Regions from separate parts of the Homo sapiens genome. Here region 1 is linked to region 2. Evidence: chromatin loops called from intact Hi-C (ENCODE). Cell type or tissue: heart left ventricle. All regions are shown on one strand. Each heading gives the region's core, and the rest is flanking DNA. Links, peaks and the distances in the headings are about the cores only.

What was found. A loop is a pair of places that touch in the nucleus more often than their neighbours do. Peaks named below come from ENCODE experiments on the same cell type or tissue, not always from the same donor. Only the 100,000 strongest peaks of a DNase experiment are listed, where the experiment ranks them.
Region 1: a loop joins it to region 2, with 2.6 times the contacts of the local background. A loop is called at or near these places in 16 of 110 quality-filtered maps.

The regions. Positions count from the first base shown.
Region 1 is chr10:114,392,049-114,407,259 of GRCh38, reverse strand. AFAP1L2 (actin filament associated protein 1 like 2) reads left to right here and starts at 2,758. Exons shown (of 19, transcript NM_001001936.3): 1 at 2,758-2,820. The coding sequence starts at 2,805. RefSeq lists an enhancer at 2,223-2,723 and silencers at 2,677-2,756, 3,554-3,603. In heart left ventricle, for the core only: CTCF peaks have their summits at 9,078 and 9,285; no DNase peak of the experiment used is centred there; H3K4me3 peaks cover 662 bases; H3K27ac peaks cover 414 bases.
Region 2 is chr10:114,320,687-114,335,897 of GRCh38, reverse strand. AFAP1L2 (actin filament associated protein 1 like 2) reads left to right here. Exons shown (of 19, transcript NM_001001936.3): 3 at 2,603-2,677; 4 at 4,001-4,095; 5 at 12,637-12,727. It overlaps LOC105378494 (a long non-coding RNA gene), which reads right to left and starts at 14,892. Exons shown (of 3, transcript XR_946334.3): 1 at 14,848-14,892; 2 at 12,798-12,951; 3 at 9,007-9,292. RefSeq lists enhancers at 6,813-7,458, 14,565-15,211, 14,677-15,211. In heart left ventricle, for the core only: no CTCF peak of the experiment used is centred there; DNase peaks (open chromatin) are centred at 6,827 and 7,738; H3K27ac peaks cover 751 bases.

The sequences.
Region 1 (15,211 bases), core at 6,279-11,278, 70 kb before region 2:
GTAGCTGGGATTACAGGTGTGCACCACCATGCCCGGCTAATTTTTGTATTTTTAGTAGAGACTGGGTTTCACCACGTTGGCCAGGCTGTCCCGAACTCCTGACCTCAGGTGATCTGCCCGCCTCGGCCTCCCAAAGTGCTGGGAAATACAGGCATGAGCCACCACGCCTGGCCTAAATATTTTATTTCATTTAACACAATACATTCCAGTTTTACCTTAAATATATTTTTAAAAATATTTAATTTTCTGATTATTCTTCTTTTTCTTTTTAAACTTTTATTTTAGATTCAGGGCAAATGTGCAAATTGTTATATAGGTAAATTGTGTGTCATAGGGGTTTGGTGTGGAGATTATTTAATCACACAGGTAGTAAGCATAGTGCTCAATAGGTAATTTTTCAATCCCTACTCTCCTCTCACCCTCCACCCTCAAGTAGGCTGTGGTGTCTGTTGTTCCCTTTTGTGTGTCCATGTGTACTCAGTATTTAGATCCCACTTAAAAGTGAGAACATGTGGTATTTGGTTATCCGTTCTTGCATTAGTTTGCTTATGAAAATGACCCCCAGCTCCATTCTTCCTTGCTGCAAAGGACATGGTCTTGTTCTTTTTTATGGCTGCATAGTATTCCATGGTATATATGCACCATATTTTGTTTATCCAGTCTACTGTTGATGACCATTTAGGTTGATTCCATATCTCTGCTATTATGAGTAGTGCTGCAATAAACATACATGTGCATATGTCTTTATGGTAGAACCATTTATATTCCTTTGGGTATATATCCAATAATGGGATTTCTGGGTTGAATGGTAGTTCTGTTTTAAGTTCTTTAAGAAATCACCAAACTACTTTTCACAATAGTTGAACTAATTTACATTTCCACCAGCAGTGTATAAGCATTCCATTTTCTCTGCAACCTCACCAGCATCTGTTATTTTTTGACTTTTTAATAATAGCCATTCTGACGGTATGGTATCTCATTGCAGTTTTGATTTGCATTTCTGTAATGATCAGTGTGAAGCCCACGAGTTTGAGGCTGCAGTGAACCAAGATTGTGCCACTGCACTCCAACCTAGGCAACAAACCAAGACCTTGTCTCTAAAAAAATAAAAATTAAAATACACATTTGGAAGCAGACAGATCCGAGTTTAACGCCTGCTCCGCTCTTTTCTAGCTGTGTGACTTTGAGCAAATTGCTTAACCTCTTTTCTTTTTTTTGAGACGTAGTCTCACACTGTCACCCAGGCTGGAGTGCAGTGCGCAATCTCAGCTCACTGCAACCTCCATCTCCCAAGTTCAAACGATTCTCCTGCCTCAGCCTCCCAAGTAGCTGAGTTTACAGGCCCCTGCCACCAAGCCCAGCTATTTTTTTTTTTTTTTAGTAGAGATGGAGTTTCACCATGTTGGCCAGGCTCGTCTCGAACTCCTGACTTCGTGATCCGCCCGCCTCAGCCTCCCAAAGTGCTGAGATTACAGGCGTGAGCCACCGCGCCCAGCCGTAGCTTCTTCACCTCTATGAAAGAGATCATAATAATACCCATGTCACAGGGATATCGGGGAAACTAAAGGCAGTGATGTACAGCCCTTAGCGCCGTGCCTGGCTTGTGGGGAGGGCTCCATCCACATTAGGTGCTAGTATAACTAAGAAAAATATTTCTACATGCTGTTGGGAGGGGTTGGGGGAGGTCTCCAAACATCACAACTAAATCTGCGATTCCAAGGAAGAATTAAGAAGTCTTTTAGAAAACCACCACTGCCAAATCTTCCTTAATTGTTCCTTCAAGGAAGCTGGGGAACTTAGGTAACCAACCAGGCACCCAGCACAAACCGTGACTGAGATTTTAAAGTGAAAACTGAAAAAGTTTAAAAGAACACATAGATCTCTGGGGGGAGCACGGAGAAGACTAGGTCGCATTAAGGGCCTGGAAGGACCGGTGGCAAAAGGCAAAGGATGGAAGTGTGGCACTTCTGGATGGAGGCAGTGCAGGGTGGAGATTCAGAGCCATGGCCGAGCTTCCTTATGGAACCGGCGCCACCCCTCCAAGGCGGTCAGGTTTACTGGGCGCCCCGGAAACGGCACTCCCTGACTTGTGGCGTTGGCCCTGGAAATTCAGGTAGAAAGCAGCAAGCAGATGTTTTCACACACCCTGAAGTGTGCGCGATTGGCAGCGGCTGCCCAGAGAGGTTCCAAGAGAGTGGGAGCAATCCCCAAAGAACCCGGAGCAGGTTTGGTTGCCCGCCCCGCTGCCCTCCTCGCCCCTCCAGGAAGGCCTAGGGCAAAAGCGCGCTGGCTCGGGAGCCAAGCGCGAGGAGCTCTAAGCCAGTCTCAACCTCCTAGCTTGGACCTCGGTCTCCTCCTCCAGGCATTGGGTTTGCAGCGGGCAGGGGTGTGGGAACAATCTTGGAGGCCCACCCAAGCCCGGCCTCCCGGAGCCTCCCCCAGAGTTTGGGAACGTCCCAGTCTCGTTCCCTCTCGACGCCCCCGGAGTCAAGACGTGAAGGGAGTGCCAAGGCGGCCGGGGGCGGCGAGCGGGGCCGCGGGCGCGCACCGACTCAAGAGCCGACTGTCAGCCTCGGCGGGCCGGAGTTCTCCGGCGCTGGGACAGGGGCGCTGGGACAGGGGCGCTGGGGGCGAGCCCTGGCGGGGGCCAGGTCCGAGGACCCTGGGCGCGGCGGCCCCGCCAGGAGGTCCGGCCGCGAGCGTGACCTCACGGGGAGGGGCCAGCGCGGCGGCCTGGGCGCTGAGCCGAGCGCCGGGAGAGCAGCGCAGAAGCCGAGCCGCGAGGAGCGCACTCCGTGGCCCCGATGGAGCGGTACAAAGGTGAGGGCGCGGGTTCCTCGCGCGGCGCACACCCACTCCCTTTCGCCCAGCGACGCGGAGGGCAGGGCTAGGACTCGTCTTGCCAGGACTCGGGATAAGCAGAGCCCACTGCCCCCACCCAGCCCGGACCTGGGCCTAAGAGGGGGCGACAGCGGCGCCGCGGACTGGGCGGGTGGGCTCCTAGGTGGCTGCTGCGGCCCGAGCCCTTTGATCCTCCCGGGCGCGGAAGGAGGGGGTCGTCAGTGGGGGGCGTGGCGGGGCTTCTCACCTGTTGCAGGAGAGAGGGTGAGCCCGGCACCCCACTCCACCCTCAGTCCCGCCGCACAGGAAAGATGCCTGGGGCCGAGGAAGCCCCGAAGAAGGTGGGAACCGTGCTGAGCTGCTGGGGGCAAAGGGTCGGGCTGTTGAGTCCTTTCTCCCGGGCGCCCGCCGGGCTAGGGGCTTCCTGCTCCCGGCAAAGCGCTTGGGCAGTGGAGTGGGCGCGCAGACCCTCCCCGGGCTAGGTGGGGCCTCCCCAAACGTCCTGCCGTTCGGGTCATCGTTTCTCTCCAAGCCCTTCTTTGCTCCCCCACACCAAGAAAGGAGGGATGCGAGGGTCGGGGGCCGAATGGAGTGCCCGGCAGGTGGAGCTCCTGGAGGCGTCCGGACCCGAGGGCTTAGCTCAGTGCGCAGCTGGGCGAGCTTTGGGTTTGGCGGGGGCCAGGATCTCCGCCAAACCCCGGTGGGCGGGCCGTCCCGGGTGCGCCGGACGCCCAGCTTAGCACCCACACTCGGAGCCTCGGAGCTGGTCTACAAGTCTCGATTGCGGTTCTTTTGAAAAGGGAGTACAGGGAGTTGCCCCTTAAGAGGAACCCTGCGGGCGCTCCCCCCTCCCCCATCCTCCTGCAGACCCCTTCCCTTTGGAAAAGCCTCTTGCCTTCTCTTTTGCTGGACCGGTCTCCGCCAAACCTGCGGGAGGAAATGCTGCTTCTATATTTGTTTTCCCCTGGGAGAGAGTAATAAAAAGAGAACGCTCAGATTCCCAGGAATCTCACTCCCGGAGGGCTCTGATCCCTGAAACTGACATAAAGGGACCTGTTGGGACCGGCTTCCCTAAAGTAGTCTTGTCTTTCACTTTCCCATTGCTTTTTCTCATCTGGGTAGCCTGGTTACTGGTGAAGGCAAAAGATCCAAGTCCCAGACAGAGCTTCATATATTCAGGAAGGGTCTTTGCCGACAGCAGGGAGCCGGCGTGGGGGACAGGGTTAAAGGAGTTGGCCACCTTTGATTTCTTTCTGTGAACCCTCCCTGGAGCTTCTCTCGCATTTCTAACCCGGTGGTTTTCTTCTTCTCAAATTCTACTGGGATCACGTCAGTTTTGTGCTTGAATGACTGAATGCGCGCTTATGCTGTCTCAGACACTTGAGGAAGCCACAGTCCTGCTCCTTGTAACATGGCCGTTTGCACTCCCTCCCCTACTGGGGCCCCTCCGCCCTTCGGGAGGGACCCTCTCTGGGAATTCAGGCCTTGAGTTGAGCCTGACAGGAAGTGTTGGCCTCTGGGGTGCCTTCCAGCTCCCTGACTTGCAAAGCTGGGGTGTGTGTATGGGGGTGGGGGTGGTGTTAGTTGTAGGTTGCAAGCTACTTTCTCAAATCAGCATATTAATCTCTCTAAATCAGGGCAAATCACATTTGGGGTCTTTCAAAATGTCCCGTTATTCTCAGAAGGCTTTTGTATTAATAACTTTTGACTTGGCCCTTGACCTGATAAAAGTCTTCTTAGTTATCTTTCTCTCTCAGGAGCTTAAAATCCTCCCACCCTCGAAGAGGATCAGTTTTTGCCAACTGAAGGGAACTTCGTTTCCAGGTCAGGGTGCTTATGTTTTTGGTAACACATGTATCTGCCTGATCATTTTGCAGTAAACCAGACACAGAGTGATAAGTGGGTAAACCTGAGAATTATCTAGGTTTCAGAGGCTAATCCAACTCAAATTCCAGTGTTTGACTCATGAGAAAAATCTTTATTTTGTCTCGCTGGTGTCATGCTGCTAATAGGTTTACTACACCTTTCACTGAGGAATTTGGGGATCCCCTAGCCCCAGGATATAGAATTCCCCATTCTCCTGAGAGGCAGATAAGTTGTGCTTTGAACACCCTTTAAATGGAAAAGTTCCTCTATGCAAAATGCAAAATGAAGCCCATCTCTGATTAACCAGTGTGACTGACTAGAATCGGTAGTCTCTTCTTGCTTTTCAGAGACTGGGGCCATCTTCTTAAAGTTGAGATTGAATAGTTATTGGAATAACTAGGAATAGTGGTTTAAACAACAAAGTTAAACGGAAAAAGCAGGTTTATTTAGTTGGGCTCCTGGAGCCTAAGTAAAAACTGTAAAGAAAAATTCTTATTGTGTGTGACACTTTTTAAATGTGTTATTTAAATGCCTCTTCATTCTGTTTCTGTACTTCCAATTTTGAGCTCTCCCTCTCTCAGGTAGGTGGAAATGCCTCATGGCTGTCTTCAGAGTCTCAAAATGTTTTCTCTAATTTGCAAATCTTATAAAGCAGTTCATGTAGGAGAAATTGTCTTTCCATGTTCCTTAGCCTGCTTGTTATATATATTGTACATCCTCCAAAAATAGCCTATCATTTTTGGGCTCTGAGTGGATTTTCCATTGTCTTGTAGGATGTAAAGTGAGGTCTGGAGATGATGGGTGGTTGGAATATCACCCATGTGACATGCCTGTTGCAGAGACACTTCCAGACTTTCTTCCCAGTCCCTTCCAAGATTTCTGCTAGATAGCCATGACTCACCCAAGCAAAAATAAGGGATCGGGGAGTATGTGGGAGTCCCTTCCTAGAGAGATGGCACTTTTATGAGAGTTGCCATAAATAGCGATGGTAAAATGGCTATGTCTTGTATGTGAATCTCTTTGGCGTTGTATAAGCAGTAAGGCTCTCGCAAATGTCAGGATGTGGGGCCAAATCCTACAGGGTGCTTTGAGAAGGTTCCCATCCTTATGTGTTTACATATTTATGACTCTCATAAGAGCATCCTTTTATCGCTGTGCATGAGCCCATTGGCTGAACTCACCCAGTGTGGTCACGCATTCTGGTTCTGACTGCTCTCCCAGCTGGTGAGTGGGTCTGGGCCAAATGTGACTGACCTACTATCTGTGGATTGTGCTTGGAACATCCATGCCGAAGCTTCCTGAAATTGCATCATACTTGGATACAGATGGGCCTGGTTGAGATATTCAGCTTCAATTTAGATCACAGTAATTGGTTGAAAGTGTTATTATTCTTTTTCTGCGGTTCTTTTGTTTCTGAATTTGATCATCCAGTCCCCCCGCTTAGCTCTAGGGCATTGGAGGCAGATATGAACTGCAAAGAGTCAATCCAGTAAAATACTACTTCAAAGTTTATATGGGAATCCTGAGATCTGTGGTCAGGGAAGGTCTGGAAAAGAAAAGCAAATTAAAAGAGATGGGCATGCTACCTTCAGGAATCATCTGTATTTGTTATTTTTCAATGCCTACGAACTCAGGTTTTTTTGTGTTGAAGTTCTATCTAAGGCAGTAGTTCTAAACCTTTGCTGTGCATGGAATCATCTGTGGAGCTTTCAAAAATATGGATGTAAAGGCCCCACCCAAGACATTCTGATTTAATTGGTCTAGGGTACAGCTTGGGCATTGTATTTTTTAAAGGTCTTCAGGTGATTCCAATATGCAGCCAAAGTTGGGAACCAAATTTCCTCCAAAAAACATGAAATGTCAAAAGAGCAAAAAAGATCAGTAATTTTATATACACTTTCCTCACCTGGAAAAGTAAAAGCAAGTGTGGGGTGAAAGGGATGCCCCCCCGATACTCACACGATGTGCCTTAACCAAATCTTGTAATACCTGCAGAAATCTACTGTAATCACCTTCAGCTATTAGAGGCTTTAAAAGGCTATGGGAACGTTGCTTAAAAACGATCTCAAATGTGGTGCTTAAAATCCTAAGCTCAGGGTTTGCTCCTTGTACTTGACCCTGAGCTCCCTGACTTTGAAGTTGCGTGGGAGCCCTGGATGATGTGGCAATGAAATGGTCTGAAACAGAAATACTGAGAGGTCACTTTTGGTGCTGAAAGGCCAAGCAGAGTGGGGGAATTCTGCTTTGGGCCCTTCCTCTCTTCTGAAGGGGTAGGAGCCCTGCGAGCTGGGCTGCTTCCAGCACAATTAAAGGGCCAGGAAAGGCCAAGGAGCTTCAAAGCTGAGGAAGCTGTGCCAGTTTTCTTCCAATTCCCTTTCATAACGGGAAATGTTTCTTTAAAGGCTTCTGTCATTCAGAGAAGGGAGACTTTCCTCAAGCCAAGGGAGGATGGCTTTTTCTGTCCAGAGCCCTGGCTGAGACATGAAGGCAGTCATGGTGCAATGAAGAAAGTAGTGGCTCAGGAACCTGGAGACCCACAGGCTTCATTTCCTTGGGCAAACTGCTGAGCTCTCCAGGCCTCAGTTTCCCCATCTGGAAAACAACCTCCAGTGTTCGCAGTGTTCCTCTATCTGACTTTCCAATGGTTCTTCGATGCTAGTTGTTCTGTGGTCACTGAGGAATCTTTGGAGAGAGGATGTGTCTTGGGGAGGAGAGGGAAATGAGGGAGGGAATGTGGGTGGGTAGCCCAGCAAAGGTCAGTTTAGGATTGTGATTCTTATAAATAAAACCAATTTCCTGTTGAGAGCTGGAGAGTAGCAGACTTAGTGGGAAAGAGAATGCCGTAGGCCATGTGAGGAATTCATTTCTCAAGGACTTTTGTGTGACCGTGTCTCCAAAGATTGTTCATCGAGCCCAGAGCCACCCTCTGCAACACGGACCATTATTCACTCCCATTTGAGAGACAGGCCAACTGAGGCCTACAGAGATTAAGCAACAGTCCAGACAGTCAGAAATAGGATATAATATCCCTGAGAACTGAGTCTCTAAAAGGGTAGAATTCCTTTTCAAGGATTTATTTAGGAAAGAAGTGCTCAAAGCAATTTCAAATTCATTCCTTATCGGTGTCCCTTCAGCCAGGGAGGGACTACCTGCTCAGTTAAACTCTCCTCAATCTTCAGGACCTAGCCCACATGTCTCTTCATCCAGGAAGCCTCCCCTGACTCCCACTGTGTACCCTCATTACTCTTGGGATAGCCTCATTAATGCCTAGCACATCGCAGGTGGGCAACAAATATTTGTGGAATTAGTGTCACATTTGTCTAATAATTGTACATGTCTATGTTTGTTTCCCTGCCAGGCTGAACTCCTTCAAGACAGGGACTTTGTCTTTCCTTATGTCCCTCTCCAGCCCCTGGCACACTGCCAGCTGCATAGTGGGTATCTGGGACATGATTGGGGAGTGGGGAAATGAACAAATTCCAGGCAAAGAGATCACATATTCTCCCGTGCTCTAGCTCTGGAGAACAGACCTGGTTCACAAAAAGAAATGAAGCAAAATCTCAAAGGCAGATTCCAGAAATGGAGATGAAAGCCCACAGTGGCCACCCTTGGCTTTCCCGACTTGAGCCTTATTTCTGTCTATTCCAGCACAGGGGTGTTGCTGTCTGGTGGTACAGAGAAGGATCCGGCAGGTTTCTGCGTGTGAGTATGAGCCTGTCTGTGCCCTCTGCAGCAGCTCACCTGGCCTCCAGGGCTCCCGAGGGTGCAGACCTGGCTCTGCCCATGCTCTGGGTGGATGGTTGAGGGAGATCAAGGAGCTGGGCACCGGCCTGGGCACTCAGGGGCTCGGGATTCTAATCTGGCTTTTGCCACTAACTCGCTATGCGACCTTGGGCAAGTCAATTAATCTTTCTCAGCCTTGTTTCCTCATCTGTATGAGTGAGAATAATGATTACTAATCTACCTTGCAGGCCACTTGGTGGAATAACTTGTAAGAGCTATTGGTAAAGACTTTGAGAAAGAGAATGTTAAATTAACGCAGGGGAGCAGATACCCTGAAACCTCTGGCATGTGGTTCTGATCCCACCAGTTCCTGCCTTTTCACAGTTCACTGGGCTCTGCCCACTGTGTGCTTTTCAATGCTGTTGGGAGATATAAGTTGGGGCTTCTCAGCCTCTAGGCATCCTAGCTTCTCAGAGATAGCATCTGTGTATTCTTCATGTCAGTGGAGAAAGAGATAGGTGACGAACTGCTCATTTGTTATGTGTAGAGCTACATCCTAGCCCTGCCTGACTTTTCTCTGATGTCTCATTAAGTCCACATAGGAGAGACCCTTAAATTCAAATAGTAGCTTTGAGCCCTTTCCTAATTTTCTATCACTCGACTCTCATATTCTCCCCAGTTAGTTTCAAAAAACAAACTAACCACAAACTGCATTGAGCGGGGAGAAGGGAGAATGTGTAGAAAAACAGGAGGAGCCTGCCTCCCCCTGGACGCGTTGCATTGGACTGATGCAAAAACACAGTGAGGCCAGGGAACACGGATCTCACATCTCTCAGGGGAGTCTGGTATTAGGGAGGAGTGGGGAGAGGCACCCATGCCAGTAGAAATCCTGTTCTGCTGTTTTCTAAGCAGGCCCCTGAGTTCTCTTCTCACTTCCTGGAGCTCCTCCCAGGACTTCAAAGGCAGATACAGTCCTGGTGGACTGTGGTGAGCTTGTACGGAAGCTCAGCCCCAGCACACTGCAAATCAGCCTTCTGCTGGAGATTAAAGCAAGAGAGGCTAGCCAGCTGTTAGCTCAGAGACAGCAACCACTGTGTACCAGGAAGAATCCAAGCTGGGTGAATGTACAGTCCTACCCTTGGAGGTAGCTTTCCCAAATTGAATGACCAGCCTTCCGGGCTTGCTTGGGACTTTCCTGGTTTTACCACTGAAAGTCTGGTGTCCCAGGAATCCCCTTAGTCCTGGGCAAACTGAGATGGTGAGTTGCCCTATTACCGGACCTAAGCTTTAGTAAAAGTTTCTGAATCAAGAGTTTGATTTCTCCATAGCAAACATGAGCTGGAACCAATTATTTTGTCTCTTTGACAAGAAAGTGAAAGTCCAAGGCTTAAAAACTGGCAGATCGTAACTTACCACTAGTGATACACACCAGTATGCTAAGTGAAAGAAGCATACTGCTATTCAAGATTCAAAAGCTTGCACACTGAATGATTCTATTTATATGACTTTCTGGAAAAGGCAAAACTATAGGGAAACAGATCAGTAGTTGCCAGGACTGGGACTGGGGGAAGGCGTGAGCCACAAAGGGCGTGAGGGAAATTTTTGGAATGATAGAGATGTTCAGTATCTTCATTTTGGTAGTGGTTACACAGCCATACATACTTGTCACAATTCAGAACTGTGTAGTTAAAAGGGCTTTTTTTTTTTCTGTGTGTAAATTAACCTCAATAAAGCTGACTTTTAAAAACACTCTAGCAGTTGTGATGCTGTGGTATAAGATGAAGGTTCAAGGTCAAGGTTGGGTATCATGGGTTGTAATTAGCAACTGAGTCTTGGTGTGGGTGTGTCTGCAATGGTTCTGGAGGTGTATGCAGCAGAAAAGGGTGAGAAATTTGGTACAAAACAAAAAGGCCAAGGGCTCATGCCTGATGACATCCTAAATGCCAGAGACTTTTTCATTAGGCACAATCAGTGTGATAGTGGAAGCTCTCCCTCTGTTTAGAGAAAAGGCAAAAGCAGCTCCCCTAAAGGCCAGGCAGCCAACAAGCCCAGGAGGACCATGGAATATAAGAGCATTAGACTCAGGTTCCCACCCTGGGAACTCTGCTGCTACCCACACATGGATCTAATGTACTGGCTTTGGCAGCCTGTCTGCAAGTCTTTTTTTTCTACCAATAAAGTTATTGTATTAGAATTGAGTAATCAAGTCTGCAGGATAATTATTTCCTGGTTGACTTTTTGTTTTTGGCAGTCCTGCTTGTCTATGCTAGCTAGGATTGATTTTGAGGGGAAGAACCCATGATTTATCGAAATAACACACCCAGTCGCATTTGATGTAAAGAATCAGTCCTCTTATTTCTAGACAAGGAGAAGCCTTCTGATGCAAGGGCAGAATTACCAGTCGTCACTGCACCAGGCCAGCGGACAGGATGTGGAAGTCCCCAAGAAGGAAGAAGTATCACTCTGGGTGATCTGAATGGACTCTTAAGATCTTGGTGTTTTCCTTTTTATTTATTTATTTGTTTTTTAATCAAAGCCCATGTTGAATTTGCCTGTTCTTCAGGTGAATTTTGTCTGGCTCTGTACCCTGGGAAGCTGGGTCTGTGTCTGCATCTCTATTAAGCACAGCCTGTTGGAAGGCTGTGGAACTTCCATCCGTGAGGACTACATGGGCTGAGGTCATGTTCAACCATGAATTATACAGGAGAATTTCCCACATGCAACTTTTTAAAATCACAAACACATCCAAGCCACTAGTCACCCACAAAGGCAGGTCTCTTCCACCTGTTCCAGGGTTTTCTGGAAGAATTACAGACTCATAGCCAGTGCAATCCTTAGTTCTAATTGTCTTAGTTTTGTTGGGGGAAAGCATTGATGTTAGAGAGGCAGGCAGTGTTTTTGTGCATATTTGAAGTGAAATTTCCCTGATGCAGGGTCAGGCCTGGCTTGTGGCTGGTCTACCTAAGAAGGGTCGGGTTTGGGGCAGCCCCAAGGCCCGCGTCTGGTTTGAGTGCAAGGGAGAAGCTGGGAGCTTATGAGTGGGGGATTCCAGATGTTTCCTTCCCTGGGCTGCACACCTCTGCCACAATCTCCCCTGGGCTGCCTGGGCACACTGGCATCTGTTTGGGTTTAGGGGACTGTCTTAGCCTTCTTGTTAGCCCAACAAGTGGGAATCCTGCCATTTCCTTCCATCCTCCACCCCCCGTTTTTTTCTCCCCCAGTTTTTATACAACAGGATTTATTCATGTTCACTGTATTCAAGTCCCCAGATGGGGGGAGAAAAAAAAGATTGTTGAATGAGCTTATTGTTTGGAGGTTTCACTGACTTCTTTTATTTAATACCCACAGTCCTAGAACATATTGAACTGATTTACTAAAATTCAAATGTGGTCCTTTTGGAAGGAACTCTTCTAGGGTGCTTCGTGTCCCCGGTATCAGAGCTGGGACCTACTGGGTGGCAAGTTTGCTTGGGCCATCTTCATGGTCTTGGGTCTCCTTGGAGGCAAATATTCTGTTACTATCCTAGACTCCTTATCAGCTCACAATGGTCAACACCCTACCGCCCTTTGCATTGTCAGGACTTTTGCGGCACCCAATTCTAGCACATTCTTTGAATAAAGATGAACACCAACATTAGGTACTACAGTTAACAGAAGCCCTCTGTGGCTTCTGCTTGGCAGTTTCCTGCACACTTAGGGAGAATAAAGGATGGTGAAGTGGCACCTACTGCTTGACTGCCTAGTGCAGGGCAGCTGGTCCTTGACTGACATGGCAGAGTTGGATCACATGTCTTTGGCATGTTTTAGAGATGGGGTCCCTACCGTTGATGTTACCGGAATTGTGGCTGAGGATCGTGGCGTGCATGGTGGTCAAGCACGGTTTCTGTATGGCTGTGACACAGTTGTGCTGTGACGGTTCCAGATGTCTGGAGCCCCTGGAAATCTCCTGAGAGAGCAGGGGCAGGTACTTGAGCTGGGTGAGACTCATGTCTCCCAGGAGTCGGTGGAAGCTTGTCTCTGGTTCAAGTCGGTAATATCCCAGATGTTCTGAAAGTAGCCTGGGGCAAAGCAGGAAGGGTGGATCTCAAAACCACACACACAAGTGTGAGTTGTGGGTGCTTCAGGACGCCTCTTGGACGCACAGGCTCACGCTGGCTCCTGCACCTGCATCTCTTGCTTCCTCCCTCCCTCTCTCCCTCCCTCTCTTCTTCCCCTCTCTTCTTTTGTTCCCCTCTTGACTTTCTCCCACTTTTTCACTCTGTTTCTTTCTACCACTTCCATTCAGGTCTCCAGGTCTCCTGGATCTTGAGTCCAAAGAAGGGATTCCCACTGAGAACCTGAGGCCAGAAAGACACAGAGGATAGAGTCAGACCCTCCCAACTCTCTCCTGGTCCCCAGGCCTCTGGTGGTCTCAGGCTCTCATTTCAAATAGCCGTGGCTTGAATTTCAGGCTTCTCCCAGGAGGGGCTGGTGACCTCAGAGTCAGGGTGGGGAAACTGGGGCTTATTCTCAGTATCTTACTCCCTCCTAGAAGTGCAGGCCTCAATGGAATTTGTTCACTGTGGCCCCTGCTGCTTCCTCAAGCCCTAAAGGGTGTCACTTCTCATGGCCTGCTGCAAGAAATGACATCTTCCACAATCCTCAGGTCCAGAGCTATTTGCTAACCCTGGGGCTTTGCCGGTCGTCCCCCCGGCACAGTGCAGGTTAGTGTCACGGTGATTAGGGTCCCAGGAAAGGGCACACGTACTCTCTTTCTGTGGGTCCTTAAACAGTGCTGTGACTCGCTGACCACCAAGGGGTAGAATCAAAATTCCTGCACTGTGAGGGGCTCCTCCCACCGCCATCCCAAGTCTCCTGGAACTGAGTATCAGAGGAGGGACTGGTGTCCTCCCAGGGGGAGCATGAGAATGTGTCCATTGTTTGGATAAAAGTTCCAAGCATGAAGGCTCAACGTTGACTAAAATAATTTTTTCCCATTGACCTCCTTGCTTCTCAGCGGGCAAGCGCCCATCTCCCGCCCTTCTGAGGCTGCTTTGGTGTATGTAATTGTAAACAGCTCTGGCTGGCAGCAAATCTCCAAGAGTTACGGGATCCAGGTGTCGCTCCCAACTCACCACGCACTGGTTCCCTTGAGAGTGGAAAGGCTGTTTTGTTCTCGGAGGGAGAATTCAGGCTGTTGCTTTTGAGATCAGATCCTTACAAAGCCTGACTCACTCTCCCATTCCACCCCCAACTTCCCTCCCTGTCCCCAGCCTCCAGGTCTCTACTCACGATGAAAGAGGCTTCGGGGATTCTACTTCATGAATGAAGCCCTTAGCATGTGGATTTTTGCTTTTCTGACCCGGAGGTAAGAGTGTGGATCACTGAGTGCTCTCAGGTATGCAGGGAGCCACGAGCATGTTTATTGTTGAGCGTAAGAGCAAACCAGCAGCCCACATTCCCTGTGTGAGAACAGGGGCTCACCAATCAGGGCGAGAGTGTGGGCTCAGGTCAGTGTCAGCCTCGTTTCTTGGCTACATTCTCACCCCTGGTGCAGGTCATGGCAGTATGGGAGTGAAAGCCTCTTGTGCTAAGCAGGAAGCCCCAGGAGAGTGTTGGTGGCTTTGGGGCACTTAGTTACCTCCCTTTGCCTAGCAATAGAGTTGGGAATCATCTCAGAGCAAAAGTGATCCAAGGATTGTGTTGGAAAATGCCTTTGGTAGGTTCAGAGGATACGGGGTGCTCCTATCTTGGGGGCCTTCCTGCTTCCTCCTCTCCTTGCAGCCCTAAGCGTTTACTTTCCGGGTATCAGGTATGATAGGGGCACATGCGTGTTGGGGGAAAGGAGATGTGGGATGACAATCAGCCCCTTTTTTCTTAAAATTTCTTAAAGCTATTTACCTAATGTCCTCAAGTGTAAGACTTGTCCTACAAGATTTATTTTCCTGCCAAGGGAAGGTTGAGGCAGCTTGGAAGAGAGAAAGTGAGAGTGCAAAGGACCTTGTTCTATTGGAGTGGAGAGACTTCAGTTCCTCGCAGGCCTCCTCTATGCTTTCAGGCTTGGCTGCCATGTGTCTGTGCGTATAGATTTCTTCTCTGTTTGGAAAAAATAACAAAGGTGGTCACATAGCTTGCAGCAAATATTCTCCCCAAATGGCTTTTAAAAAAATTACCATTATGAGTGTGAAAATGGTTTAGATTTAGGAGGAAACAGCTGGCTGGCAGCGTTCCTGGTGAGTTCCTGGATAAGATTCTGTGGTGTCACTAATGACTTTATTCGGTATATTTCTGACACAAGCACCCTTGAGAGTTGGGGAATTTTGTGGCTGAGAACTGAGGTGAAGGAGGGAAAGTCCTAATTTAATTCAGGACAATCCAGACCTGTCCAATGGATATCTCTTATCCACCTTGATAGTTTAACTTGGATGCACACAAACCCTTTTTCTTTCTTTTTCCCTTTCTTTCAACAGGGTCTTGCTCTGTCACCCAGGCTGGAGTTCAGTGGCACTGTCATGGCTGACTGCAGTCTCAAATTCCTGAGCTCAAGCCATCCTCTGACTCAGTCTCCTGAGCAGCTGGGACTACAGGTGCACACTACCACACCTGAATAATTTATTTTTCATTTTTTTGTAGAGGCGGGGTCTTGCTATGTTGACCAGGCTGGTCTTGAACTCCTGGCTTCAAGCAATCCTCCTGCCTCAGCCTCCCAAAGTGCTGGGATTACAAATGTAAGCCCCTGTGCTCTTCTTTCTAGGATTCTGTCTATGGGTTTCTCTGAGACTTCAATACATTGCTATCCTAGC
Region 2 (15,211 bases), core at 4,699-9,698:
AATATTTTGGAGTAGCTGTGGTTTGCCTCTGTTTCTGCTTTACGTTATTTTTATATTTAGAATTGCTGCATGCACACATTTCCATGTGTTGACGATTCATATACTGTTTCTTTTTTTGCTATTCTGAAACATGATCTTATAATTAAACTCTAGGTCTTGGGTATCTTTGTAAACAGACACAGAGCTACCTTGCTAGTTTTCACGATTGGGTAGAGTTCAATGCTGGATGAATCCTAATGTTTAACCTATTGGTAGACATTTAAGTTGAATTTTTTTTTTTTTTTTGAGACGGAGTCTTGCTCTGTTGACCAGGCTGGAGTGCAGTGGCACTATCTCAGCTCACTGCAAGCTCTGCCTCCTGGGTTCATGCCATTCTCCTGCCTCAGCCTCCTGAGTAGCTGGGACTACAGGCGCCCACCACTACACCTGGCTAATTTTTTGTATTTTTTAGTAGAGATGGGGTTTCACCATGTTAGCCAGGATGGTCTCGATCTCCTGACCTCGTGATCCGCCCACCTTGGCCTCCCAAAGTGCTGGGATTACAGATGTGAGCCACCGTGCCCGGCCATATGTTGTATTCTTTTTTTAAAAAAAAAAATCATGCAGTATTGTAGTGAATGTCCTCAAATACAATTTTCTTTAAATGCTAGAGTTTATCTGTAGGATAAGTTTCTGGCAGTAGAAATGCTGGGTCAAAGAATATGAACACAAAAATGTATCCTCCAAAATCATCTCTAAAATGGCCATGCCAATTTATACCCTCTTCAGTAACCCATTTAGTTTTTAAAGGTGACTTGCTGTTATATATGTTGATGTGCCATGGTTTGTTACCATTTTCCTATTGTTGAGCCTTTGAGTCATGTCCCATGTTTTAAGCTGTCATTTTTCATCTTAGTTGTAAGGTTACCTTACCTTTCCAAACCCCCTAGTATCTGAGTTTTGTACTCTTGAGAACTGAAGAGTTTGGTTGAAACAGGCAGTATTTTGTCATGCAGACAAGAAAACGGAGGCACAAGGGTTAGGTGCTTTGCCCAGAATGATGCCGTTACGGCAAAGCTTTGGTTGAGACCCCGTCTCCTGCCTCTCCCTGCAGGGCACTTTTCCCCTCTGCCATGTGCTGGAGAAGGGACTGACCCAGCCCCCTCTGAGTCTCAGTGGGTGGGAATCTGTGAGTTCCGGTTCACTCCATTTGTACCTCATAGCTCCCACTATGCATCAACTGCATAAACTGCTGCAGTCCCTGGCACAGGGGTAACATTGCTGACTGGTCCTGGCAGGGCAAGGCACTAAGATGACAACCAGAGGTGCTCATCACTGAGGCTGTATCCAGCCCCCTCCTGTTCCTCTTGGCTCTCGGGTCCCTGCTTTTGCAGGCCTGTTGGCTGGAGTTTGGGCGGTCTGTGGTCGTGCAACAGAGTGACACTGAACTGCTTCCTTCGCCAGAGGTTAGAACTGGGTCCTTTGGCTCAGTAACGCGGTCTCTAACCACTGGAATTTATCAGCCACAAGTTTCTAGGAAATGCAAATTAAGGCTGCAGAAGAAATTCAAGAGGATTTTGATGAAGAGAAACACTAGAATGAGCTTCCTCTGAAGACTTCTGAAGAAAGGGTCCTTGGGGGATTGGAAATGGAGCAAGAGTTAGGAGGCCAGCTTTTCTCTGCCCAGGCAGGCATGGGAAAGGTGACTTAACCTGCACAGAAGTGGTTTTAAAGGAGGCATGGATTGTGCCACTGCAGGGTATAATCTATAGGGTAGAGCAGGTGGCTGGTGGTTCCTCAGTTCTTATTCTCAGGATACCCCTTTAAATTCAGAAATCACATGATTTGGCTATTCAGGTCCCCGTTCACCCATCCAATGGCCCCCTACCTAGAGGCCTGCGAACTAAACTTCCAGGTCTTCAGTGTGACCTGGGTTATCTATACACACTGGATCAGCCCATTCAAGTAATTCAGACTAGGGTGAGAATGACAGGAAATATTTTACAATTTAAATGAAATGCTAGGAAGCCCAGAGACATCTCTACTTGGTGGAATACAAGGCAGATCTTGAACTTAGGATTTCTTTTTTCTTTTCTTTTTTTCTTTTTAAGATGGAGTCGCACTCTGTTGCCCAGGCTGGAGTGCAGTGGTGCGATCTCAGCTCACTGCAAACTCTGTCTCCCAGGTTCAAGTGATTCTCCTGCTTCAGTCTCCTGAGTAGCTAGGATTATAGCTACCATGCCTGGCTAACTTTTGTATTTTTAGTAGAGACAGGGTTTCACCATGTTGGCCAGGCTGGTCTCCAACTCCTGACCTCAAGTGATCCGCCTGCCTCGGCCTCCCAAAGTGCAGGATTTTTATACCATAAGCTATCCTTCTGTATCTTACCTGCCCCCACACCCTCGGTCAGGCTAGAAAACTAGCAGTCAGCAACTTGCCATTTCTCTTTTGGAAATCTGTCAGCTCTTTGCATGTTGGACTATTCTTTCAATCCACTGAAAATGCTGTGTGCTTTTACTGGAACCTAGGCAGATGAAAACAGCTCTGGAGTAACAGGGTTTCTAGCTGGAGGCCCTTTCTCTTCAGGAAGTCACACAAAGCCTGTGTCTCCTTCCTTCTGCAGGCTCTGATGAGGAGTACATTTATATGAACAAAGTGACCATCAACAAGCAACAGAATGCAGAGTCTCAAGGCAAAGGTATGAGGCTGGGATCACTGACGCTGGTATGATGGCCACTCCTGGGATGGGGGAAGGTCCAAGCTGGTTCTGTCCCACCTCTCTTTCCTCCCAGCCGGCACACAGACCCGCCTGGCGGAGTTATTTTTGGAAGCCACATTTTTGTTGGTCGTATTTTGGGTTGATGTATTTCAGGATGTTTCAACAGGCCACCCCTTCCTTGCCCATTGGATAAGGAATCTGGCTCTAAAACTTTTTGGCTGTTCCCAGCATCATCCCAGGAACAGGAAGTCATAATTCAGATGTTCGAAGAAAGCAGCTGTGTGTGGTGCTGATCCCACGGTTCTGCCTTTATGTCTTTTGATAGAAGTCTGTTTTGAGGAAGAGGAGAGAGAAGTAAATGGTGGTGTCAGCAACTGCCTTAATAGTCAAAGATGATGTTCAAAGGTGCTGACTTTGGCGGAACGTTTAGTCTCCCATGGGAAGGACATATGTTTTCTTCCATGGTGCCTCACTCTTCTGCTCTGTTCTGCTCTCTGCTTTTCCCTTAAAACCTCCAGGGAGGGGCCTGGCAAGACCCCGGGGAGGCCCAGAGGTATGCAGAGCTGCCTAGTTGCAGAAGACGCAGGCTAAGAAGCTCCAATTCCTAACTTCCAAGCCTGTGACTTAACCACAAAGGCTTAGAGAGGGGTGGGAACACAGCATGGCAAAGCACTCAGTCCTGTTGAAGGCTTGTCTTTGAGACATCAGCCACCAAATCCCCGATATCGGGCCTGCCTGAGCCTGTCTGTCCCAGGGCTGGCTGAAATGGACAGGCTCAGAAGTGTCTTCGGCACCTTTCCTTCCAAGTGCACCGAGGGTTGGTGGCCTCACTTCCCCAGTGTGGCTCCTTCACTTCCTGCCCCTCACCAAGCCTGGGACATGGCAGAGCTCATCCAGATGAGGTTGGCCACTCTGGCGGGGGTCACTTGCCTTCTGGGTAAACTGTGGGAGGAAAGAGCCATAATCACAGGGTCCATGCTGAGAGTGGCTCAATATAGTGGCCACCAGGCAGCTTCTCTGCTGGCCAAAGCTCTGTGGCTAGACCATTTTTTTTGACATGGGATGGGTAGGGGAGCAGGTACAGAGGCTGCCAGAAACCCCAGGCACATGTCTGGGGCACTCCTGCACCCTATTACTGCAGGGAGGAAAAACAACTTCGGTTCCAGGGACCGCCTGCCTGGGTAATTAACACCTGCTCAAAAAGAACTCACAGGGTGCATGTGACCGGGCATTCCTGAGGAAGGAGACCCTGTGTAAGGCTGGTCACCCCTCACCGAAGCCTTTTCCTTTTGCTGCCCGCAGCGCCTGAGGAGCAGGGCCTGCTACCCAATGGGGAGCCCAGCCAGCACTCCTCGGCCCCTCAGAAGAGCCTTCCAGACCTCCCGCCACCCAAGATGGTAAGCATCAGTTCAGGACCCCTGATTTCCCTGACGTGAGCCCCTTGAACTTCCAGTTGTCTCCACAGGTGTCAGCTCACTAAGTGTCTGGCATTTTCTGAGCAGCTACTGTGTTCAGGGACTGGGACAAGGCACGTGTAGGGACAGAGCAAAAGTAAACCTGCCTACAGGTGATTTGCTTGGGGCCACAGTACTCCGGATGCTGAGGGTGATGGGTCTGGGGACATTTGATTGAGTGCCACCTGACGCTACTCAGGCTCTTTATCCAGCACCATGTGAACAGGGCCATGAACAGCTGTGGTCACCAGCCTAGACCACAGTGACCTTTAAAAAATTTGCACTAGCCAGGTGCAGTGGTGCATACCTGTATTCCCAGCTACTCAGGAGGCTGAGGCAGGAGGCTTGCTTGAGGCTAGGAATTTGATGCTGTAGTGTACTGTGATCACACTTGTGAATAGCCACTACAGGCCAACCTGAGCAACATAGCAAGACCCCATCTCTAACATATAAAATAAGTGAATAAATAAATAATTTAATTCCCCTACATTGTTCTGGAGTTTAAAGGAAAAGTAAAAATTCATAAAACATATCACACTGTACTACCTGCTTGAACCTTACCAGTAGTTCTTATTAAACATAGAAAAAAAAAAATCCCGTTCCTTAGCATGGCCTCAGGGCCTATGATCTGGCTCAGCTGCATGTCCTGCCTCCTCATCCAGGGTCTTCACTGGCCTCCTTTCTGCCCCTGGATTCTGTCACTGTGGTCAGGCCTGCTTTAGAGACTTTGTACCTCCTGGGCCTCTACCAATTTCTCATCTCTCCAGAGTTCTTGAGAGAGACTCCTGCTGACCTGGCTAAGTAAGGCATCCCTCCCCCATCTGCACCTGGGTTGCTATCTACCCACCACCCAGTTACCCACTCCATGGCACCTGCTACTGGAAGTCTTGTTTACTGTCTCCTCTCCTGATGTCAGCTCCTGAGGACAAGGACCTTGTCTCTCGTTTACTATTTTGTGTCCAGTATCTGCAGACATGGACAGATGTAGGCCATACCTAAATATCCATTAATGTGGATGGAGTTGTAAAATCATATGGATGTGGGTTCAAATCCCAGTTCTGCATGCCACTAGCTCTTTGAACTTGAGCAAGTTAAAGTCTCTAATCCTCTATTTCCTGGTTTATATGGAAGAAATGCTCACATCTGTCTCGTCAGATGGGCTTATTTAATGGGCTAAGGATGGCAGCCCCCCCACCACTGTGTGTGGCATACTGTGCTAGTATTCAGTGAGGTAAGTGGTAGTGTTTATATTTTAAGGGTGAGGAAACCTAATGTCACACAGCCTGTAAGTGACAGAGTCAGCATTTGAACCCAGGTTCTTTCCTCTGTAGGGCATGGCTGGGGAGGGATCCTGGGGCAGGACTGGGGTCTCAGCTTAGGAGGGTTTATGTGGGTAGCCAGGGGGTCTTGGGTCAGCGCCAGCAGGAAGCTAAGCTCCTGCCAACTGACCGTCACCTGATCTGTGGGCTCATGTTTCCGTGGAGGGGGTCCCAGCCCCAGAATGGCTCTGGACTGGCCCCTTCATTCGTGCCTTCCTGGGGGGAAGGGGCCACAGCTGAGGATCTGACTCTACCATGTGGGGTGGGTGGGCAGTTCTGGAGAACCTGGGACAGTGTCCCATTGCATGCCGTCCCTTGAGCTGGGTGACAGCTGGTGGAGACTCCTCATCTCAGGCTGAGTGAGGCTTGATGTCGGGACTGAACCTGAGTCCCTGGTGTCCCTGTGATGCTGACAATGCCAGCGACTGCTACACCCTGAGCCTCAACCCCATACCATGCACACACACCATCCGCCCACCACCCATCGAGGGATGGGTATTTTTGTCACTGTTTTTCATATGAGGAAACAGACTCAGAGTTAAAAACCACTGGCCACGGTCCCACAGTTGGGAAGTACTAGGCCAGGATTTAAATGCAGGTTTTTGTTGTTGTTGTTCCCAATTCCTCCCCCAGCCTGGGCCTCCCTGACATTTGCTTCTCTCTGTAACAGAGCAAAGGCTTAAGCTATGCTCCCTCCAGTGCCAGGCTCCCCTCACTTTCAGCCCTGATACCTGGGGGAAGAGCACAGCCCCTCTGCTGTCCCATCCATTGGCTGATGGCTTTAACCAGAGGTTTTCTGGTATGGCCCAGGCATTGCTTGCTGGGTGGTGGGAGTGGAAAGGTGGCTGTTCTGAGCCACGGCTGGAACTTTTCTATCCTAAATCCAGCGTCTGATTCTGACCAAGGTATCTTGGGCTTTGCTAGTGGAAGTGCCATCTTCTGCCCCACCAGGGGCAGCTGCTGGTGGGTCCCCACCTGGTGGGTAGGGGCAGAGTTTCATGAGCACCGCGTACTGTGTGAGTGTTCTAGAAATTGTGTTTTACAAGCACAGCATGGACTGAGGGGCCCAGGGTCTGGGACCTGGCTACAGCTGTAAGTTAATTGGGCCACGGAGAGTCCCTGCGGGCCCTGGGATTCCAATGCTGGCTTCTGTTCCTCAGCCAGTGCCCTGTGCCTCAGACACTGAGTGTGGGGAGGGGAGCGTGGCCCCCTCTGAAGTAGACTTCCTGGATTGTCGTCTGTGACTAGGGCTTGTGTCCCTGTTTGAAAGGAACTGGTGCGGCAGTTGGGGAAAATATCAGCACCCAGGAATGGCACGATCCCAAGGAGGCCTTTCAGCCAAGTGGTAACTGCCTGTGGACAGCTTCCAGGCCCCAGGGAGACTTCTAGCAAAGCCAGCTGACTTGACAGGAAAAGGCAGCTCCCTCCCACTTTGTGGACTTTCTCTGCTGTGAAGGACCAGAGACGGGTGTGGACTGCGAGTCCCCTGGCTAGGTCCCACCTGGTCTTGTGCAAGGCACCCACCTCTACCCCAGGGTGTTCCAGATGTGGTGTGGGGATGTAGGTGGTGTTCACCGGGCACTCTCCCTGTCCTTGCCCACACACATGAGCACATGTCCTCACTCCCTCAGGCCTCCTCTCTTGTTGAATCAGGCTGAAGCAGCCATCACTCTTAGTCCAAGGCCCCCAGAGGAGCAGCGTCAGGGTGGAGTCATGTCTGTGGCTCTGAAGGAGGAGGAGAACCAGAGCAGGGAGAGGCCATGGCCGCTGGAACCCCATGGCCATGCTAGCCAGACCATCAACCGTGGCCAACAAACATCTGTTTCTCTCGCAAGGACCACAGCACCTGGCTGTGTAGACAGCAGCCTGGAGAGGCCACAGCTGCCTGAGTCACTGTCCAGCTCAGGCTGGAACCCTGAGCCTGGAGTGCCCTGTGGCGTCTCTTCCTCAGACAGAAAACCCGCCCTTCCTCCCTTGATCCCAGAACTTCAGGGAGGTTTGTCCACCTGAGGGCTGGGCCCTGCACAGCTGCCTGGCCCTGGGCTCACCGGCACCTGCAGCAGCACCTGCAGCAGCACGTGGACATCCACCTGGGGTCCTCAGGGCCTATGGCTGGGCCAGGATCATGCCTCGGTCACAGGCTCGGGATGCTTATCGGCCACGAGCCCAGATGTCCTCACTCCAACCCCTACAGACTCAGTAGAGAGCAGGTCTGTCCAGCAATAGAAGGGGCAGCCAGGGGTTTGGAGCAACCTCGTGGGTGTGGACAGTGACTCAGGCAGCTGTGGCCTCTCCAGGCTGCTGTCTGCACAGCCAGGTGCCGTGGTCCTTGCAGGAGAAACAGATGTTTGTTGGCCATGGTTGATGGTCTGGCTAGCATGGCCATCTCCACCCCATCGTCCCTCTGAGGCCTGGCCATGCGCTGGCCTGCTCTTACATGAGCTTCTCTGTGGGGGAAACCACTTAATCCCTAAAAGGACATTGCCGTGGCTAGCCTCGGAGGCTGGGCCTGGCCTGTCCACTCACCCCCACCTGGGAGCCTTCTGCAGCATACTCTGGGGCAGGATGGTTAGAGCTGTGAGGATGCCTCGGGTCCTCTGAGCCACCCCTCATCAGCTCTTGTGTCTAGTCTAAGCCAGGTGTTGGCAAACTGTAGCTCACTGGCCAAATCTGATCTGTAACATCCTTTAGTAAATAGTGTTTTATTAGAACACAGCCAGCCTTATTTAGTTGTATTAGTCTGTGGACTTCTGAGCTACAGCAAGCAATAGAGTTGAATAGCTGAGATAAGACAGAGGTCCCGAGTGGCCACAAGTCCCTAAAATATTTACTTTTTGGCCCTTTCCTGAAAAGATTTGCGGCCCTCTGGACCTCTGGTCTGGTCAATCCTGCCAAGCCTGACTCGCTCACGCAGTCCCTTCCTCCAAACAGTCAAAGTTTTTCAGGTTTTGATGTTAAATCTCTTCTGGATCTTCATTTAATATTCACAGTCTTCCTGTAATCCCAGCACTTTGAGAGGCTGAGGCAGGCAGATCACCTGAGGTCAGGAGTTTGAGACCAGCCTGGCCAACATGGCGAAAACCACGTCTCTATTAAAAATACAAAAATTAGCCAAGCGTGGTGGTACGCAGCTACTCGGGAGGCTGAGGCAGGAGAATCACTTGAACCTGGGAGCTGAAAGTTGCAGTGAACTGAGATCACACCACTATACTCCAGCCTGGGCAACACAGTGAGACTCTGCCTAAAAAAAAAATATATATATATATATATATATATATAAATATATATAAAATTCACGGTCTTCACCATCATAATGATAATAATCAAAATAATAGTCCTTTCTCCTTAACCCTGTGAGATGAGGATCTGTCTCCTTGAAGCTCTGATAATAGGTCACTGTGTCTGTTTAATCATGTGACTCATCATTTAACCCAGCATTCTTGAGAGCTGGGACTCCACCCTATGGTCTCCTCTGTACCCACCCCCAGAGTACACTAGTTTATCCTCCACCAAACACATATACGCAAAACTTTTCTCCCTTTCTTATTTTTACATTTTATTTTTTAGATTAGTAAAAACTAATATGTATTGAATATTGAATAGTGATAGGCACACTTCAATCCTTACAGCAACCCCATGTGACAGATATTTCTATTCTCCCCTTCTTATGCCAAGTCCAGAGAGGTCAAGTGAATTGGTCGGAGTCACATAGCAAGGATGTCCCAGTGTCAGAATTCAAGCCTGGTTCTGGAGATCGGACTCCACTCCTGCCCTGCACTGTCTCTGCATAGTGAGCCATTTTCAGATTTTGCAGTGTCAACCTACAGGCAAAAAACGGAGACAAAATAAATATAAGTAGAGAGTTTATTCTGACCAAAATTTCAGGGCTGCAGCCCAAGAGCACAGATTCAAGTTACCCTGAATCCATGTTCCTATTGGCAGCAGTTACAAGTGGGTTTTCAAAGGAAAAAGAAGAGGCAGTTTTTAAGTTGTTTACCAATATTTTATATTAAAATACTGTAAGCTATCGATCAGCTAAACATTGTTCTTTGTATCATAAATTACAGGAACCTGAAGACAATGGATGAGGCAGCTAGTGAGGAGTAAAATGCCTTTAAACAGTTGCCCCCAGGAATGGGGAGGGGAGAAAACGGTGCCTGAAGCCCCATACTCCTGGGCTTGATACATTTTGCACACCTCGCGTAGCTCAAACTTCTCTGAGCTATTTTTCTTCTCAACAGAAGCTTAGGAGACACTCACAAAACACTGCCTGGCTCCACCCTAGACAGGACAGGAGGCCCCCAGGGACAGACCCTGTGGTGATGATGACCCATGGGGAGCTCCTGCAGAAGGGTTCACTCCTCCCTTTGTCCTGTTCGACTCTAGAGAATCCTGACCTTGGGCCAGATCTCGGGTGCCCAGAGCTTTTCTCCAGATGGGACCCACCTGACGGGAACGGAGTTTCTTGGAGGCTGGAGCTGGAGGCCCAGCCAGATCAGGCTGATGAGCCCTGGGACCCACTGGGGAGACCTTACTGCCACAGAGGCGAGAGGACCCTTTCCCTGTGGACCCTAGGGAGCCTGTTGTTAGTGGACCACAGGCAAGTCTGTCACTGTCTCAGCCTTTTCTCAGGCTGCTGGCTGACCAGGGGGACCAGGAAAGGCTGAGAGAGCAAAGATCTTGTACCAGGCTGGGGCTGGCAAAGAGGGAGGACCATACACTAGAAGTTACCAATGGCACGCTCATTGTCTGCTAGGGCCTGGCTGCCAGGCAGGAGCCTGGGCAGAGGTGTGCAACCTGGCTCCCTTCAGCAGTGCGTCTGTCAGCCCAGTACAGTGTCGGGTTTGCTTATGAAGTGACCAAATTCTTTGATTCCTTTCTTTGTAGGGGGTGCCACATGCCAGAGGAGGGCTGAAGGCTGTTCTGAGCCTGCCCTGTGCCTCATATCAGCTCTGTTGGTACAGGACCAGATCTGGTGCTGGACCCAGGCTGTGGCCTGGCCTCAGCCAACCCTCTGCGATGCCCCGACAGGGTCGATCCTCTTCGTCTCAGCTTTCAGGACAACACATTAACTGCCTGTCACATTAACTGCCCTCACTGCGCAACCTGCAGACCCTGGGACTGTGGAGGGGCCCCAGACAGTGATAACAATGGCCTCCTTGTATTTAATATGGGCCAGGCCCTGTGGAAACACTATCACGTTTTGTCTCATTGAATTTTCAAAACAACCCTAGTATTATTATTTTATAAAGAAGGAAAGCAAGGCTCAGAGAGGCTGTCACATACCCAAGGTTAAATCTATGAGGTCCTGAAGCCCGGATTGAAATCAAGTTACATGAACTCCAGGGTCTATATAAACAGACTGTAGAGTCCAAACCACACAGGACTGGGCTCTGGGGACCCTGGTATCCTCACCCTGGGGAAGCTGGAAGGGATACTCTTGCAGCCCAGGCTGAGGACTGTCCCACAGGGGCTAAGCACAGGCTGCCTGTCCTCCCACTGTCTCCTGGGCCAGGAGTAGGGGAGCTACCTCCATCCTGGGTCCCCCAAATCCATTTTTCATGGCAGGAGTTTCTGGATTCCTAGCATTACCCTCTCCCCCAAAGCACAGGGGTCCACCTGAGCTCAGGGCACTGCAGCGTCCTTCCATTGGCTGCTGCTTCCATCATCTCCCCCTACAACCTCCCCCACCTCACAGCCTGCCTGTGCTTTCACGTGGAGCCTCCTTGAAGGCCCAGGCCTTCCCTCTCACGCGGAGGGCGCAGCACAAGGACTTCTCAAAATCAAGAGTGGGAGGGAATACATTTCGAGCTCTGCCACTTCTGTTGTGAACTCATTATGCATATTCCCATGGAGTTTCATGATTCAGAAAGACACCACGGGCATGGTGGCTTGCGCCTGTAATCCCAACAATTTGGGAGGCCAAGGCGGGCAGTCAGTTGAGGTCAGGAGTTTGAGACCAGCCTGGCCAACATGATGAAACCCCATCTCTGCTAAAAATACAAAAATTAGCCGGGGGGGGGGGGGGGGTGGTGCACCCCTGTAATCCCAACTACTCGGGAAACTGTAGCAAGAGAATTGCTTGAACCTGGGAGGAAGAGGTTGCAGTGAGCCGAGATTGCACCATTGCACTCCAGCCTGGGTGACAGAATGAGACTCTGTCAGAAAAACAAAACAAAAGACACTGGAGACCCATGTTCAAGGGTGCTTACACATTCACGACCTGTCTGTCATAATAGTAATGCAACAAATTACCTCTTTTTCTCCCCCATGGTTGTTTATAAAGGTAGCTTATTGAAGCATAGCTTCATAGTCTAGTGCCTACTATGCAGGTGGAATAAGGGAGGAACACAATGATTTCACGTTCTGTGCTTCTGACACAGTTGCAGGTGTTTTTTATTCTCAAATTGCACACGTTCAACCTCATCCCACATAAGCTCAGGGTCATCTTTGAGGCTCGGCGCAAAGATCACATACCCTGGGCATCCTTCCTTTGTCCTAAATATTCCTCACACCCTCCTGTGGTTCTCACAGAACTTTGACCTTGTCCATTATAGCACTACTATATCACAATGCACTTGACCAGGAGCTGTTAAAAATCTACCAGCTACTCAAGCTTTTCTTAGGACTGACTCCTGAAATTTCGATGTGTCCCTCTCAGCTAGTACATGGAAGTCATCCAATATTTGCTGAATGAGTGATTGAACTATATTATGGTAAAAGTGTAGGATTTAGAAACCTGGTCCTCTTTCTCCCTGTGCTATTGATTAGCACTTGTCTTTTTAGAAAATATATTCTATTTAAAAGCCACAATAGCTATCCCAACAGCCGGGCACTCTCTGGACTGCTAAGTGCATGATATATCATGTACATAATGATATTTTGTGTGTGTGGTAGGGGGCTTGAGCCTCATTTTGCAGGGGAGAAAGCTGAGTCTTGGCAAGGTTAAACAACGTGCCCACAGCCCTTCCGTGGCTACAGACCAAACACTATGGACTGTGACTGATGGGATTCATGATACTGCATGTTCTCCCTCCCAACTTGCTTAAAGTTTAAAGTCCAGCTGGGCATTTTTGTCTTCTAGACTTCCACCCGAAGAGTTATTTCCAAGTTGCTCCCAGTGTACCATATCTGCAAACGTTTGTCTTATTTGTTCATACCACAGATTCCAGAACGGAAACAGCTTGCCATCCCAAAGACGGAGTCTCCAGAGGGCTACTATGAAGAGGCTGAGCCATATGACACATCCCTCAATGGTACATCCCAGCGGCTGGGGCTTGGGAGGGTGACTTACTGCTTCCTGCACAGATGTTGGTGCAGACTTACCTGGGGGTAACAGATACACTCATCCTGGGCTGGGTGACAGAGGGTAGTCTGGGCTGCTGTGACAGGAAAGCATGGTCCAAATTGAGAACTGGCCACAGAGCATTCAGCCTTTAGTGTGAATGGGGAGCCAAGACCCACAGCAGACCTAGCTGTCCTGCAAGGAGGAATGAGGGATGGTACACAACAAATAGATTGACTGCATCTGATGTTTTCTGTGGTTCCTGCCTGCAAGTTGTGAGATTTCAGCACAAAGGTGACAGAAGAGAGGAGTGTTGGCCAACAGGCCCAAGGCCCTGGTCAGCAATGGAAGTGGCGGTCAGGCTGAGTCTGAGCTCAGTTTCCATGTTCTTTCACTGGACTCATAGTTATGGTGCTCCCGCTGTGTCAGGGACAGGAGCCCAGTCATCCCAGCACTGACATTCCGTGAGAGAAAACAGACAACAAATAAACAGCATGTGTCGGTGGTGATAAGTGAGAGGATGGAAAACAGAACAGGAGCTGGGCTTCTGCAGGACAGGGGAGTTACTTTAGATAGGGAAGGCTTCTCTGATAGCATGACTTAAACAGATTCCTGAATGAAGTGGAGAGTGAGTCAGGCAGATACATTCAGGAAGAACTTTCCAGACAGAGAACATGGTATCTGCAAAAGCGTCAAGGCAGGAGAGCTCTGGGTGTGTCTGAGGAACAACAAGGAGGCCAGCATGGCAGGAGCAGGGGAGAATGAAAGGAGGTGGGGACGCAGATGGGGCTGCCAGCCACAGGAATGACTTTGGCCTAGTTCTGAATGAGGAAAGACTGCAAACCTCCAGAGGGTTACTTAGGGACTGACCTAACTTAGTGTATTACTCTGTGCTCATGCTGCTAATAAAGACACGCCCGAGACTAGGTAACTGATAAAGGAAAGAGGTTTAATGGACTCACAGTTCCACATGGTTGGAGAGGCCTCACAATCATGGTGGAAGACGAAGAGCAAAGACGTCTTACATGGCAGTAGCAAGAGAGAGCGTGTACAGGGAAACTCCCCTTTATAAAACCGTCAGATCTCGTGAGACTTATTCACTATCACGAGAACAGCATGGGAAAGACTCACCCCCATGATTCAATTACCTCCCACCAGGTCCCTCCCATGACACGTGAGAATTATGGGAGCTACAATTCAAGACGAGATTTGGGTGGAGACACAGCCAAACTATATCACTTAGGTATTGAAAAGATCGCCCTGGACACTGTGTGAGCGGCTCTGTAGGCAGGGCTCATGCTAACACCCTCTGTCCTTGGCTGATGGCTCTCAGCCTGAGGAAGTTGGATCAAAAGTGCTCTTGGTGTGGGGATTTGATCACACAGGAAGGCTTTGAGATTCAGAAAGAAGTGGTTGTGACCCTCGTCTCTGTGGCAGCTGGACTGTGGTCCTCCCCTTCTGTCCTCCTTCTCTTTCCTTCCTTTGTAGGTGAAAGGGCTTTCAAAGCATAAATCAATCAGCAGATATAAAAGGCTAGGGCCCCTGGGGCTGGGAATGAACTAGGCTGAGGAAGGTGTTGTTGGTTCCATAAAGAGCAGGACCAGGAATGAGATGGAACCAACCTAAGTGCCATCAACCAATGAGGGGGATAAAGAAAATGTGGTACATACACACCACAGAATACTACTCAGCCAGAAAAAGGTATAAAATAATGTTTTTTGCAGAAACTTGGATGGAGCTAGAGGCCATTATTCTAAGTGAAGTAACTCAGGATGAAAAACCAAATATCTTATGTTCTCACTTATAAGTGGGAGCTAAGCAATGAAGACCCAAAGGCATGAGTGATATAATGGACTTTGGGGACTAGCGGGGGAAGATTGGGAGTGGGGGTGAGGGATAAAAGACTACATATTCGGTACAGTGTACACCACTCGAATGACAGTGCACTATCTCAGAAATCATCATTAAAGAATGCATCCACCTGAACCCCAAAAACTATTGAAATAAAAATAAAAAGAACAGGACCAGGGATGAGATGGGACCGGTGACTGGGAGCGGGATGGGATTCCCCTGCCCTTCCTTCACACTTACCTGCCACCTCCTGCTGGGAACTCTGTGGGAAGTGAGCGCCTGTTTAGGCTGAGTCTATTCTAAGACGCTGGCTTTGTGGGCAGCCAGCACTTAGCATTGACCCACTGAGCATGCGAGGTGGTGCCAGCTCACCAGTCGGGCTGTGATTTCAGACCAAAGGCGAGGGTGCGGTGCTGCTGTCTGGATGCGCGTTGAAGGTGGAAACAGTGACTCACCGCAGTGAGCACTTCCCTGCTCCCAGGTGTGGCCGGGCCAGCAGGGGCCTGCCTGCCAGACGCACCAGGGGGCCGGTTTGTGGGTCAGACACTCCATCTCGACACAAACAAGTGGTCAGAAAGGCCAGCGCTTCTTGGTTTTGTCTCTC